Linked DNA regions of Homo sapiens: regions 2 and 3 are each linked to region 1. A link is a contact called in ENCODE Hi-C or POLR2A ChIA-PET data. All regions are on one chromosome and are shown on one strand. The core of a region is the stretch at or near the end of the contact, and the rest is flanking DNA. Distances in the headings are between cores, read along the strand shown.

Region 1 (4,713 bases), core at 697-3,196:
TCCATTATCCCTAAGCAAACTGGAGGGGGTGGATAATAGCACAGTACCTTCATTCTCCTCTCCATAGTCAACCTCTTCTGCTCTGCTCTGAGAAGTGTGCTTGGAATTTTCTCCCCATTTTACTGATGGGGAAACTGAACTTCAGTGTCAAAGTGGAGTGAACAGCTTAGACATGCAAACTTCCCTGCCCCAAAACCCACTGTAAGACCCGGTGGCCACAGAGACACCCGCCGAATAAGGGACACAGAGGCCTCTGGAGAACACTGCACCAGGACCATTCCAGGTGCAACATCAGGAGGCAGCTCTGAGCTTGCCTCTGAGCCTGGCCCTGCTGGGCAAGGAGGGACATCAGGGGACTAAAGGCAGAGGACCAGTCCCAATAGGTCCAAGACCTGGTTCCAGTCTAGGTTCACTGGGCTGGGTACCACTCACTGGGACTACTCTGTGCCTTAGTTTCCCTCAGAAATGACTGCAGAGAAGAAGAAAATGACTTAATAACCCATGGGTAGCGGCAGCCTAGCAGCCTATGGAGTCCTGGGAGGGGGAAAGGGCCGCCAAAGCGTCTCATTGGAGGGCAGGGACCTGAGTCACAGTCTCCTGCCAGCCCTATAGCTGAATAGGGGTCCTGAGGAAGGTCCCACAGGTCCAGATGCAAGTCCAGGGAACAGGCTGAGAAGTTGATCTTGAGCTCCCAGCAGGGCCGCTGAGGGCCGATGCCCCATTCTCACCCTAGAAAGCGGCAGGCAGAGCTGGGCCTCAGGCAGATGTTGCCTAGGGGAGTGGGCAGGGAGCGTTGGCAGCGAGACAGCCAGTGTCCAGATGCAGGGGGAGGCCTTTGGGTGCGCAAGACAGCCAGCGGGGAGAAGGAGTGAGGAGCAGCCGTGGCTGGGGAGGTCAGACCCAAACGGGCAGCCACAGCGGGAAGCAATGGGGGTGGGGCACTGGGTGGCCTGCGGGCCCCAGAGGGCTCTCTCCTGGCCCACAGGCCTAGAAACTCTGGTCGTGGGAACCCAGCCCATCCGCCAAATTTGCCGCCTGCTCTCACACTCCCCAACACCAACAGACCCCAGGCCTGGGGGGTGCACATCCTGTCCCCCACCCCTCACACAGCCTGCGGCGCCCCGCTTCCCGCGCCGCTGCCGGCATTGACCTCCACAGCTCACCAGGGCACAGGTGTCTCTTCACCCTGATGGGTGAGCAAGGATGGGGGGCAATGCTCAGAGAAACCTCCCAGCCAGAGACCCCTCCAAGGGACCTCTTTCCCCGCCGAAGGATCTGAGTAGGGCCCTGCCCGGCTCCACGGGATGGGGGCGCTGATGTCCAGCCCCACAAAGCCCAGCCCCAACTCAGTGGGTCCTGCCCTTTGCCCTCGCGCTTCCAAACCTTCCGCCCCGGAGCACCGCCCCCTCGCCGGGCCACCGCGGCCGTCCCTCCCTCCCCGGTCCCTCGGCTCGTCCTCCCCGGGAACAGGGGTGATGGGACGTGGGGCCCGCACACCGGCGGCCGGGGCCTCCAACTCCCTCCCTTGGGCCTGTAGCTGCCCCGGGGCGGGCGGATGTGGGCGCCCCGCGGGAGGCCCGAGCCCTCCGGCCCCCGGAACCAGCTCCGACCCGGAGCCTGCCAGAGCCCCGCGGAGCCGGGCGGGACAGGCGCGGTCGGGGGGCGCAAGCCGGGCTGGGCCCGCGGGGCTGGCGGGAGCCCGAGCCGGAGCCGGAGCCGGAGCCGGGGCCAGGGCCGGAGGCCGAGCCTGGGCGGGCGACGCTGGGTGCCGCGCGCAGGGCGGGGCGGGGGGCGGCCGCCCAGTACTCACCAGCGCCGGGGCTGTGCATCCAGGGGCCGGGGCCCTCAGAGCGGGGGGCTCATGGCGGGGCGGGGGGCTGGGGCGCCGGCCTCACATCCCCCCAGTCGCCGGAGGCTGCAGAGCGACTGTGAGACGGCGAGAGGAAGGGAGGGGGCCGGGAGGGGGAGGGCCCTGGCAGCCCGGCCGGCCGGGTAGGATGACAATGGAAGGAAATGCTTTATCTGAGTCTGAGAGCGGGCCAAGGGGGAGGGGAGGGAGGGGGCAGGCGCTCGCGGCCCTGGGACACACCACCCCGGCAGACACTGCACCGCGCGGCGCACAGGCGGGCCGCAGACACCGCGCGCGGCCAGATCGCGGCGGGGCGCGGCGCACTGCCGGGGAGGCAGCGCCGAACCCGGAACGCCGGCCGCGGCTCCGAGCCCCAGCCGCCGCGAGGCGCTCCGAGCCGTGCACAATTCCCGGAAACCCAGCTACCTGGGCGCACGCACCCTCGCATACACAACGTACACGAGCACGCATCCATGTTTACAAGGGGCAGAATCATTTACACAGCACACACTGGGGCTTCGGGGTGGACCCCCGTGCACACACTACATACCCGTACAGCCCACAAGCACGCAGCCACACGCGGGCACAGTGGGACACGCGTGGTGTCCCATGTCCCATACAAGGAATCCCAGACGGACACCCCCCACCACACACACACACACATAAGCACGACTTGCCTCAGGAAAGTTCCAGGATCTGATTTGAATCACTGCCCAGCCCTCCCCCACTGGCACCCCCACACACACACCATGCCTGCTGAGGGGAACGGAAGGGTCCAGCCTGTTCCTATTAAAAGAAAAAGGGTGTGGGGGTGGTGCAGATTTTGAAAGTTTTCTTTTTTTAAAGAAATTTCTCAAGGGACTTCCTTCCCTCCTCTCCTCTTCCTCTCTTCCTCCCATTCCTCTCCCTCCACAACCCCCCTCTTTCCCCCTCCCGGTCCCTATGAGTCAAACTTCAGCAATGTGCCCAGTGTCCCCCAGTGCATTACAGCGGATCACAGAAATGTTCCAGTCTGTGAGTCGGAATGCAGCCGCCTCCAGCCCTCCCTCAGCTAATAAACTCAGCTCAGGGCCGGCTTTAGGCAGTGGCCCTCCCTGCCTCTCCCTCCGCTTTTAGCTGGAGAGAAGGTCAGATTCAGGGGTCAGGGGCTAAGGACCTCGCCATTGTGCTTCCTGGGCTAGCCGGTCAGCCGTGTCTGCCTCCAGCAATCTGGAGCTGCTCCTAGGAAGGGGAGAGGTCCACCACGCAGGAACACTGGGCTCTCTGCAGCGTGAGGCGCCACCATTGTAAACCAAGGAGCAGCTTCCCCTGACCCCATTCTATCTCCCGCAATCCTAAGAAACCCCAAGAATCCAGAGAAGGAAAAATTGAGGCAGCCCCAGAGGTGGAGTCATGTCTGATTGGAAGCAAGAGCCCACAGTGGCCTAGGAGGGCTTGGCCATGCTGGCGGTGAACTTCAAACCATAGATTCTATTCCCTTCCCTCAGGCACAGCTCGGGACTCACTATCTGTTGCTACCGGCATATTCAGCGTGGGACTTCTTACTTCAGCCCCTTTCCTTGTCCCAGTTCTCCTTCGGCAGGCAGATCCAACCCCTCTGCGCTTGTTAACTTACCCTCCCAAAAGCCTTTCCTGGCATTCAAGTCCTCCTACAACCTGGCACCACACTCCATACACATCCCTGCCCAGTGCCTCCTGGTACTTAGGGCTCAGTAGTGTTAGTCACTATTATTACTATCATTATTTCTGCCAGACTGGGCTGCTAGCTGCTTCCCATCCTGTCCTCACGCTTCCACACTCCCTTGCCTTCGCTCATCATGCTGCCTCCAAAAGAAATGTCCTCCCAGCCCCTTTCTCCTTCTGTTGAAATCTTTCCAATCCTCAAGACCCACTCCCTATCTAGTGGGAGGGAGGGAGGGAGGGAAGGAAGGAAGGAAGGAAGGAAGGACTGGAAGAAAAAGAAAGTGGCATACCACTTTCTCCGGGAGGCTTTCCCGGATTCCCATAGCCAAGAGGAATTCTTCCCTGAACTGTGTGGTCTTTATACATTGACCTTCGCCCACCTAGTCTACTTGTCTCAACTCTCTTCCTTCCAAGAGCATTCAAGAGTGGATATCCCTGAGTCCAGCTACTGCCTTGGTCATGGGTGCATTTCTTGTAGTGTCTTGCACAGAATTCAAACTTGATGTGAGTTATTTGTTGAATTGGGACAGATGTTCATGACTTTCAAGAACCCTTCTCCAGCTGGACACCTACAGTACATTCTTTCACCCCATAACTACCCATGCTGACTCTCCAAGACACATGCTGTTCCACCTTAGGTATGTCATCCCCAGCCCTCAATTCCAAGCCAGATCATCCTCCTTCCAAATGCCTCTTTGGTGTCCACAGACTCCAGAAAAACTGCTTGGTTACTGCAGACCCCCAGCGACATGCCTGCTATCTCCCTTGTCTAGCTCCACAATTGATCCCAACCCCCAACACACACATATCCGTAGCTTTTCTGTAGCTATTTCTGTAGTAAAGCCAGGCCCTTTTATGCTCATTTCTACCATGTGCATTGTGCATACATTTATTTGTGAGTCTTCTTTCTCTTTTTAAACTCATCACTGAGTTTTGAGTGATCTGAATTAAGAGGCTATCTCCCTGCCTGTCTGTCCACACAGTGCCCAACATGTGGCTTTCTACACACCAGGACTCACTGCCTCCAACATATAGTCAGAGAAAAAGACAGCATGTGCAACCTGCATCTGGGAAAGCTGGACTGTGTCTCTCCTTCCCCTGCCAGATTTACTTACCAGACCCCGCCTCATGGCAGAGTCCTAAGCCAGTTTCTAAGTCACATGTCCCCTACCAGGATAAAT
Region 2 (4,713 bases), core at 1,296-3,795, 2.6 Mb before region 1:
CACCCCAGTTCTCTTCATTCTTTCTTTGCATTTCAGTTTAGCATAATTATCTTCCTTTCTTGTGCTAAAGGAGAGGCCATGGAGAGCTTGGACCGCAGCAATTCTGTGTAGCTTCCGGAAGTTTCCAAAGGAGGAAGAAAGAGAGGGAGCAGGTACATCTGTTCCCTGCACTCCATCTTTTCCTCTTGAGGAAGGGAGAGGCAGGGAGCTAGAAGCCAACGGGCCTCTGGATTCTCAGCCAGAAATGGCTCTCCAGACTTCTACTCTACTGGCTGTGGGATGTGACTCATTCCTGTCTGGAGGAAGAGTTTAACCTGACTTCGGCTGGGAGTCACAACCAAGCACGTAGGGCATGAATCACAATCTGTGAGGGTGGAAAATACCTACTGATGACTCTGATATGCTTCTCTCAATATTTGTTGCCCATGAAAAATCCTAATATTAGAGAATCACACTGGGGATTTCCTCCCCTGTGAATAGCCAAAGCACCCTAGTAATAGAGTGATATGGAAGATGCAAATTAAAGCTTGCTTTGTTTTCAGTTCATAGGGCAAAAAATAAAGGGTTGCAAATTCTGTTATCACTTGCTGTTAAACAGTCCTGTGACTTATTTTTCTGTGTAGGGATCTTTCATATGTGATTGAAACTAGCAGGTAATATATCTGTATTATTGTTATATCTAATACCTCTAATTCCTTTCAAATTGGGAATATTGTCTTTATAAATGCCATTGAGATCAAGTATAAGAAATATTAACATTATCTTTTGCCTGTGCTCTTGTCTGAACCCTCTATTCCTAGTACTGCTTATTTAGTCCAGTGATATTTTTGGTTAACATTGTAAAAGCATATTTTACATATAGTAAAATGTACTGTTAACTGTTTAAGTTATGACAGTTGTATAGCCACCACCCAAAACAAGAGATGGAGGACATTTCCAGCACCCTTGTACCCCTTTCATGTCAACCTTCCTCCACATGGTCCCTGCAAGCACTTAAAGACTTCCTCCATAAATTGATTTTGCCCATTCTTGAGCTTCGTTCTAAAGAAATCATGTAAAATGTAGTTTTTTGTGCCTGGCTTCACTTAGCACAATCTTTCTGGGGATTCATCTGTGTTATAGATATCAGTAGTAATCTAGTGTATTGGAACTATAAGAATATCTAGAAAATGTATTTTGAATTAAATCTTGAAGTATTCGTTTCTTATAGGTAGCAGACTAACAATCCTTAACCTTCTAATTCTGTTTTTACTTTAAAGTCAGGTAGCTTTTGGTCTTAGTTATTTTTGTAATCTCTTTAAGCAGTTCACATAATGCCTTGCCAATTATAGGAAATTAGCAAATGTGTTCTTAAGTTGGAAGAGAATGTGTGAGGAAAATTCACTCCTATCTCATTTTACAGAAATTCAGATTTTAATTGTCCTGCTGTAATTGTGAAACTGAACTGCACATTCATTCTGAGGATTATTGCACTGATGAGTTTACTGATGAGTGTGACACTGGTTCGGAGGGAACTGTTTGCAGACTCTCCCTATGTATAAGGAGTTCATGTGTAATAATTTATTTCTCCAGAAGGTCACCTTTTTTCCTACTGATTTTTTTTTACTGGTAAAAATATTGCAAACAGATATTGTTAGTCTCGTTTGGTAACTGAAAGAGCTCTGAGAACGGAAAAGTTAGAGTGACCTATCCAAATGAAGGAGCAGTTCAGTGTTGGTGCAGGATATTAGATTCCAAAATATTTGTTCAGGCCCCTTTTCCAAGTTCCCAGGGAAGTTACTGACACTGATGTTGGTTTCTTTTAAGAATGACTCATGATTTTTCGAGCCTGGTTTCCACTCTTAGTCATCTTCCCTGCCTGAGTTAAAACAGGCTTTAGGCTCTCACTGAATTCCAGCCTTGACAGAACCCCCCACCCCCACCCCTGGGCTTTTGATTCCCACTTCCTAGCTCAGCTACATTCCAGTCTCTGGAACCAATTCTGACTCCAGGCAGGCAAGATGAGACAATTCAGCATTTACTATCAGTCCAGCAGTAACCTTTCAGTTCTAATAATTTGGCTTGTCCTTTTCCTCCTCAGTTGTTCAGACTCCTTTCTCAGAAACATGCCTAGGACCTCAGTCTCTTTAGTTCTTTGGATTCTGTGTTGCTCTTGTCAGTGTTTACTATCAGTCCAGCAGTAACCTTTCAGTTCTAATAATTTGGCTTGTCCTTTTCCTCCTCAGTTGTTCAAACTCCTATCTCAGAAACATGCCTAGGACCTCAGTCTCTTTAGTTCTTTGGATTCTGTGTTGCTCTTGTCAGTGTTTCCTAATCACCCTCTTGCCCTGGAAATAAAGTCCTCTCCAATGTGGTGCTACTTCTCCTCCTTCCTGTAGCAGACTCTGGTTGTGGCCTGTCTGTGCCTACAGATTTAGTGACAGGAGCTGTACTTTTCTGTTCCCTTCTTTAGCTGTCATACTGGTGGTATCTTAAATCTTAGCCCTAAATTGTGATGAAACTGTTGTATTTTCACAAGTCTTCCTTAGTCATATTGTGCTGTCTGTTCTAAGTAGGGCTGTGAATAAGAGTGGGGTACAGTTTCCTGCAATAAGAGATGGGAGGCTTAACTTCAGCTTGGCACGTAAGAAAGATCAAATGTTTACTGCAATGTGGGAAAACCACCTCCTGGGCATAATAGAAATCCAGGCCTGGCAGTAAACAATTCTATTCAAAAGCAGCTTCTCAGGGCTGAGGAATGACCTAGTTGAGTGGCATGACATCTGAGCAGAACTAGCAAGGAGGCTTGGTGGTATGCCGCCTTTTAACTCCAGCACCTGTGGCTCTTGAGCATTCTCCTCATTCTTCAGTATGGAAAATGGATATTTTCTCAGTCTTGTGCAAAAACAGCTTCAAGAAAAGTCCCCTAGTCAAAAATTCCAGTATTTGGAAGTGTACCAGGAGTCCAAAAAGTTGAGAACTACTCCTGGCTTTTTCCTTCCCTCCCTCACACTGACGGCATTCCTGAACTAGCATGCCTGTCTGTCTCTACATTTCTGGGTGACTGCCTCATCCCAGGTGGCCTTCCTCCAGCTGTGAGCTGGGTGTGTTCCCAGGTATTTAATCCACCCTTGGGGCAAGTTCTTCCAGGCAGCCTCCAGTGCCCCTTCCGGGATCCTGGCTGGATCAGGCTGACTGTCCTTGGAAGTGAAAGAGGCTACATATGAAGGGGAGAAGGGTCCTCTCTGCCTCAGGAGAAGGAAATTAGTTACAGGTGCATGCATAGGCAAAATAGCCCCAATCCTGTTGTGATATAACAGAATTTAGAAGACATCTGGCTCAAATTTTAATTTTCAAAAAGTGATAAATTCTGTGAAGAGGTAACCTGTAGAGTTTATTGTCAAATTAATGGTAGAGCTACTGTATGTGCCACTGTCAGTTGTTAATTATTATTATTATTTTTTTAAGTTCTAGGGTACATGTGCACAACATTTAGGTTTGTTACATAGGTATACATGTACCATGTTGGTTTGCTGCACCTATCAACTCATCATTTACATAAAGTATTTCTCCTGATGATATCCCTCCTGCAGCCCCCCACCTTCTAATAGGCCCTGGTGTGTGCTGTTCCCCACCCTGTGTCCAAGTGTTCTCATTGTTCAATTCCCAACTATAAATGAGAACATGAGTTTGGTTTTCTGTCCTTGTGATAGTTTGCTGAGAATGATGGTTTCCAGCTTCATCCATGTCCCTGCAAAGGACATGAGCTCATCCTTTTTTATGGTTGCATAGTATTCCACGGTGTATATGTGCCACATTTTCTTAATCCAGTCTACCACTGATGGACATTTGGGTTGGTTCCAAGTCTTTGCTATTGTGAATAGTGCTGCAATAAACATACGTGTGCATGTGTCTTCATAGTAGAATGATTTATAATCCTTTGGGTATATACCCAGTAATGGGATGGCTGGGTCAAATGGTATTTCTAGTTCTAGATCCTTGAGGAATTGCCACACTGTCTTCCACAATGGTTGAACTAATTTTCACTCCCACCAACAGTGTAAAAGTATTCCTATTTCTCCATATCCTCTCCAGCATCTGTTGTTCCCTGACTTTTTAATGATCGCCATTCTAACTGGTGTGGGTTGGTATCTCATTGTGGTTTTTATTTGCATTTCTCTGATGACGGGGGATGATGAGCATTTTTTCATGTTTCTGTTGGCTGCATAAATGTCTTCTTTTGAGAAGTGTCTGTTCATATCCTTTACCCACTTTTTGATGGTGTCATTTGTTTTTTTCTTGTAAATTTGAATTCTTTGTAGATTCTGGATAGTAGCCCTTTGTCAGATGGGCAGATTGCAAAAATTTTCTCCCATTCTGTAGGTTGCCTGTTCACTCTGATGGTAGTTTCTTTCACTGTGCAGAAGCTCTTTAGTTGAATTAGATCCCATTTGTCTATTTTGGCTTATGTTGCCATTGCTTCTGGTGTTTTAGACATGAAGTCCTTGCTGATGCCTATGTCCTGAATGGTATTGCCTAGGTTTTCTTCTAGGGATTTTATGGTTTTAGGTCTAACTTAAGTCTTTAATCCATCTTGAATTAATTTTTGTATAAGGTGTAAGGAAGGGATCCAGTTTCAGTTTTCTACATATGGCTAGCCAGTTTTCCCAGCACCATTTATTAAATAAGGAATCCTTTCCCCATTTCTTGTTTTTGTCAAGTTTGTCAAAGATC
Region 3 (4,713 bases), core at 781-3,280, 2.1 Mb before region 1:
GCACAGCCCGGGCCACGCAGCTCCGAGGCCCACATCTCCACTTCCCCTAAGAGGACCGATGGGGGAAGGGACAGCTGACCGGGTCTTCCTCGCAGCAGCCTCACCCCTAGTCTTCCGCGGCCGGCGAGCTTCTCCACCTCCCCGGGCCGGGTCTCCGCCCCTCACAGGCTTCCGAGACACTCACTGGCCCTGGGTTGTCAGGATCTTCCTAGCCACAACCTTATTCCGACCCCACTTAAGAGACAAACTTTAGTTGGGAAATAAGTCCGTTTCCTAGAGTGAGCACCGGAAGCAAGCTGCACTATATTACATAATTTTTCACCTCCAAAGCAATGTTCCCATTGGAACGACTACCTGAAATAACCCATCCAGACCCCTACTACCCTGTGACCTTGGGTTAGGCAGTGACTTTGCCCGTGGTGGCCGTCACTAAAATGGGAATAATAATACGTTTCACGTACTGTAATCTTAATTAACATTTGTAGCAAAGAGCCGGCTCCAACACCCCTCGTAAATGCAAATTTAGGTGGTAGTATTTGTTGAGATGTTTTGACTCATTTAAGCAAAGGGTTTTTTTAACCTTCAAAATATTTTAAACGAGGATTACATTTAAGACATTTGAAAGCAAGGAAAAACGTTTTATTCGGTATTTATTTTAAACGCAGCAATCTTGAAGAGACCTTACTATAAAAATGTAAACCTTAATTATTATTGTCGAAGTTCGATAGATTGCTTCCCAACCAGTTTAGTTAGTTTGCATAACTTTGCTCATAGAATACTCCAGTTTGATATGTGAAGCCAACCAGCGGCAAGATGAATTAAGAGCATTACTCTATTTCCACAGAACTAGGACAGACAGTTCACATTGTATTTAACGTATAGTTTGCTAAAGTTAGCGTGTGGATAATTCATAGAAAATGTGCTAACCAGGCCCCAAAATACTAGCATACGGCTCATAAAAGCCGATTCCTTTAGATTTTACAAAAACAGAAGGTAACAAATTGACTTTATTCCGATCTGTGAATGTTGCGTAGCGTGAGGGGCTACCCCGGTGAGCTTCCTTTCCCTTCAGAGCGCCACACCGGTTCTGTCGGGCGGGCGGGGACTCCGAGGCGGCCCTTCCAACAGCCGGGCCGGGGACGCGAACATCGCCTCCACCCCTAACCCTGGAACAACCGGTAGTGGCCGTTTCCCCGCACCGCCCCCCTTTCCGCCGGCTTTGTGTGCGTGTGAAATGTGCGGCACATTGCAGACGAACCCTAAGCCCGGCGAGTCGAGTCTATTGTTCCCCGCGAGGATCTGCCGGGGCGGTGTGGAGCCAGGCGCAGTGCCGCGGCCAGCCCTCGGGGGTCGCTGTGTGGCACTGGCTGCCAGGCCGTGGCGGCGGCAGAGAGGGAGGCTGGCGGGGAGGGAAGCAGGCGGGCGGCGCGCAGCGGCTCAGCTGCCGCCGGTGCTTCTGCCCGGGGACGCCCCGGCCTCAGCGGCCGAGGCCGCGCGTGAATGTGTGCGAGGGCCCCGCGGAGCCGGGGCCGAAATACACGCTGTCACCGCGCTTTCCACAAACCACCACACAGACCTCCCCCTCCCCACCCCCAGCCCCGCCTGCCCTAGCCCCGCCGCCGCCGCCGCCGAAACTCTTGGGCCTCTGGCCGCCCAGACCCCTCACCATCGGCTCGCCTTGCCCGTCGCCCGCTCGCGCGCCCCCGGCAGCAGCACCATGTTGAATCGCGTCCCCGGGCTGAGCTGCCTCAGCCGGCGGCGCTGAGAGGCGGGCGAGAGCCGGGCCACGGGGAGGGAGGGAAGGAAGGGGTGGGGGCCGCGCTCGCCCCGCGGCTTCGCGCGGATCCGGCAGTCGCCTGCCCTTCTAGTTTCGCTCCGATTTCTTTAAACTTTTTTAGAAATTCCCCTCCCTCCTTCCCTCCTCTCCCCCTGGCCTCCTGCTCCCTCCTTCCCCTCCTCCTCCTCCTCCCCCTCCCTCCCTCCCTCCCTGCGCCGCCGCCGCCGCCGCCGCCGCCGCCGCCGCCGCCACCGCCGGCCCATGACTGAGCCCCGCCGCCGCCGGCCGAGGAATGGGCTCCGGGCTCTGGTAGGAAGCGCTGGGAGCGGGGGGCGCTTTTAAAACACCGATCTGGGTTTTTTAAAAACCTCCTTTGAAAAAATAATGGCAAACTCGACGGGGAAGGCGCCTCCGGACGAGCGGAGAAAGGGACTCGCTTTCCTGGACGAGCTGCGGCAGTTCCACCACAGCAGAGGGTGAGAGCAGAACCGGGGGGGCAGCGCCGGGGCGAGCCGGGGCGAACGGGGCTCTCCCGCCCGGGCCGGGCACGGGGTCCCGGCTGACAAGTGCGGGGCTTTTTCTCTCCCGCAGGTCGCCTTTTAAAAAAATCCCTGCGGTGGGTGGGAAGGAGCTGGATCTTCACGGTCTCTACACCAGAGTCACTACTTTAGGCGGATTCGCGAAGGTGAGTGGAAGTTTTAATTTGTATTTCCCTCTCGCTGGCCTCCTCCAAAAAGTCTCCTTTGACCCCGGAGTGGGCGCTTGGGGCTGGGGGGGTGGCCCGCGGGGGCAAAAGGCGTTCTTTTCGCTCCCAGCCGGTGGCACGGAGGCGGACGGCGGCGGGGCTGTTTTTGGCCTGGTGGCTCGCGTGCGCGCGGCGGGCGCGGGGCTCCGGCGGGCGGGCGGCCCGGCGCCGGCTCGCGCCCTGCCCGGTGCCCGGTCGGGCCGGCGGGGTCTGAGCGCCGCGGCGGGGAATGCGGGCGTGCGGGGCGCCAGCCTGAGCCCCGCGCCCGCCCCGCTCCCGCGCCGCCCGCCCGCTCGCTCGCGAGTCAGCTCTGCCGCCGCTGCCGCTCTAGCACAGGCGGAGACACACAGAGACACACAGACTCTGAGAGCAGTTTTCGTGCAACTCAAAATTAGCGCGGGCAGGTTTAACATCGATAATCGGCTGCGAAATAATCCCGGCAGCCGGGGGCACAGCCTCGGCCCCGTCGCCCTCGGTTTATACAGCTAACAAAAGAAACCAGGACCTGTCTCCAAATAGCCATCTTAGGCTTCAAGGCTAGGCAGAAGCTGTAGGCCTCAAAGAAGGGCCTATGGAGATGGATAGATCTGGGAGAGGGATCGGAATCGGCCCCAGCCCCGGCCCCCCCCCCAACCCGCGGACGTCGCTGTCCGGAACTGTATTGATCCTTTTGAACTTTTTTTTTTTTTTTTTTTTTTAGTGTAAACGGACCGCGTTGAGATTTAAAAGGGGGCGACAGAGGGACTTGCGATTGGTTATTGTCCGGGCTTCAAAAACAAAACAAACCCACCAAACCCCCCCACCCCCAAACAAAACAAGTGGTATTAAATACAGGGCTCTCTGGTGAAAACACAGTGATTCAAGAAGCCCTTGCTTAGTAACTCTTACCGATCGATCCGAAACACCCACTGATGCCTTAGGTATCTACAGATCTCTGTAGAATGGGTATTTATTTCATAGTTAGGTTAAGATTTTCTTAGATTGTTCACGTTCAGACAACTGTGCCTGTGTTTTACCAGGTTTCTGAGAAGAATCAGTGGGGAGAAATTGTTGAAGAGTTCAACTTTCCCAGAAGTTGTTCTAACGCTGCCTTTGCTTTAAAACAGTATTACTTGCGGTGAGTAGTAGTGACTTTTCCATAGTATTTGGAAATAAGGGACTTATGGAGAGATTTGTTTTTAGCAAAAACAAAAGCAAACCTTGCACACCAAACAGTTCTTAAGCTCTTGTTCATTTCAGACTGAGACACATTTAATATAAATAAAGTGAGATTGTAGGAAGGTGAAAGTCTTCCTCACCAATTTCAGGATCGTTTACATTTTTCATACAAAATCATTACAGGTGACACCCCAGCCCCAATCTTGGTAAACATTCTTTTGTGACATTGTTATTCATCGCTTGATACCCACTGAGGGGCAGAAAGGTGATGCTTAGTAAAAGACTTAAGATAGTTAATGAAACTTTGTAACCTTTGGGAAAATTTTTTTCTTTGTTTTGGAAACTCCTTTAGTTTTAAAAATTCTGGCTTTAAGAATTTTTTTTTTTTAATGAAACTTCTTGTTTGGAACAGTGTCATTGAATAGGTTTTTCAGTAGAATATTCCTACATGGCATAACATGTTGGTGGCTTAGGTGACCAGGATTGTTTTGATAATTACTTTTTGTTGAATTTCCAGTGACTTAAATTAGTAATTTAAATTAGATAATTTAAATTATTATATCTTTAGGAAAATGGGGATACTATGAAATGGGATACTATAATCTGGATTTTCTTTCATTCTCCCTCTTCTTCTTTGACTGCTTATTCGGCAAAGTTTAATTTCTTATTCAGTTGGTATGTGATACAGTCTAGATGATATATTTTGTGATTTAGCGTTTTTTTTTTTGCCTCTAGTTTTTCTTCTAGGAATACTTTCATACTGTAATTTATCATGATGCTGTGTTTTATTTTTAAAGTGCTTATCTTAGAGGATCCTAAGTTAGTTGGTGTTATTAAAAACTAAAATGATATTCTTTGTATTTATTGCTTTTTAATAGTGATAGTACAGGCCTTTTTTTGTAAGGTGGCTTCTGCATAATTTGAGTTTTGCATTTATTATTGCTTCAGATGCACTCAGTTATTGTGTATTACGTTCAGCATTCTGAAATAGGAAATGCAGTAATCGCACAGGTGTACTTTCTATTGGCTATCT

What was found. Hi-C counts contacts between places; a loop is a spot of excess contacts on that map. ChIA-PET counts read pairs that join two places held with the same protein, here RNA polymerase II (POLR2A). Pooled maps may share reads with other maps.
Region 2: a map of ascending aorta shows a loop between it and region 1 (5-fold over the local background). The contact joins the enhancer-like site here to the promoter of HDAC7 in region 1. A Hi-C loop is called at or near these places in 1 of 168 maps with a recorded cell type or tissue (ascending aorta) and 4 of 50 pooled maps.
Region 3: a loop to region 1 is called in a map of CD4-positive, alpha-beta T cell, with 5 times the contacts of the local background. The contact joins the promoter of ARID2 here to the promoter of HDAC7 in region 1. A Hi-C loop is called at or near these places in 2 of 168 maps with a recorded cell type or tissue (CD4-positive, alpha-beta T cell and naive thymus-derived CD4-positive, alpha-beta T cell), 2 of 37 single-sample maps with no recorded cell type and 19 of 50 pooled maps. POLR2A ChIA-PET finds 5 or more read pairs at or near these places in 1 of 52 experiments (T-cell).

Annotation. Positions count from the first base shown.
Region 1 is chr12:47,817,957-47,822,669 of GRCh38, forward strand. HDAC7 (histone deacetylase 7) reads right to left here and starts at 1,947. Exons shown (of 26, transcript NM_015401.5): 1 at 1,811-1,947. The coding sequence starts at 1,829. RefSeq lists enhancers at 1-158, 876-1,449, 2,788-3,709 and silencers at 1,358-1,667, 1,678-1,757, 1,898-2,237.
Region 2 is chr12:45,232,811-45,237,523 of GRCh38, forward strand. All of the region lies in intron 1 of ANO6 (anoctamin 6), which reads left to right. Among named protein-coding and RNA genes, the nearest start is that of ANO6, 19 kb to the left of the region's middle. Within about 2 kb of position 2,546, at least 27 of the 41 ENCODE cell types and tissues checked have a DNase peak (open chromatin) inside an H3K27ac peak, as active enhancers do; they include ascending aorta, where a contact is called at or near this core.
Region 3 is chr12:45,727,676-45,732,388 of GRCh38, forward strand. It overlaps ARID2 (AT-rich interaction domain 2), which reads left to right and starts at 2,031. Exons shown (of 21, transcript NM_152641.4): 1 at 2,031-2,253; 2 at 2,369-2,462; 3 at 3,542-3,639. The coding sequence starts at 2,162. It overlaps LINC00938 (long intergenic non-protein coding RNA 938), which reads right to left and starts at 246. Exons shown (of 1, transcript NR_028408.1): 1 at 1-246. RefSeq lists enhancers at 1-261, 1-799 and silencers at 1,312-1,731, 2,242-2,481.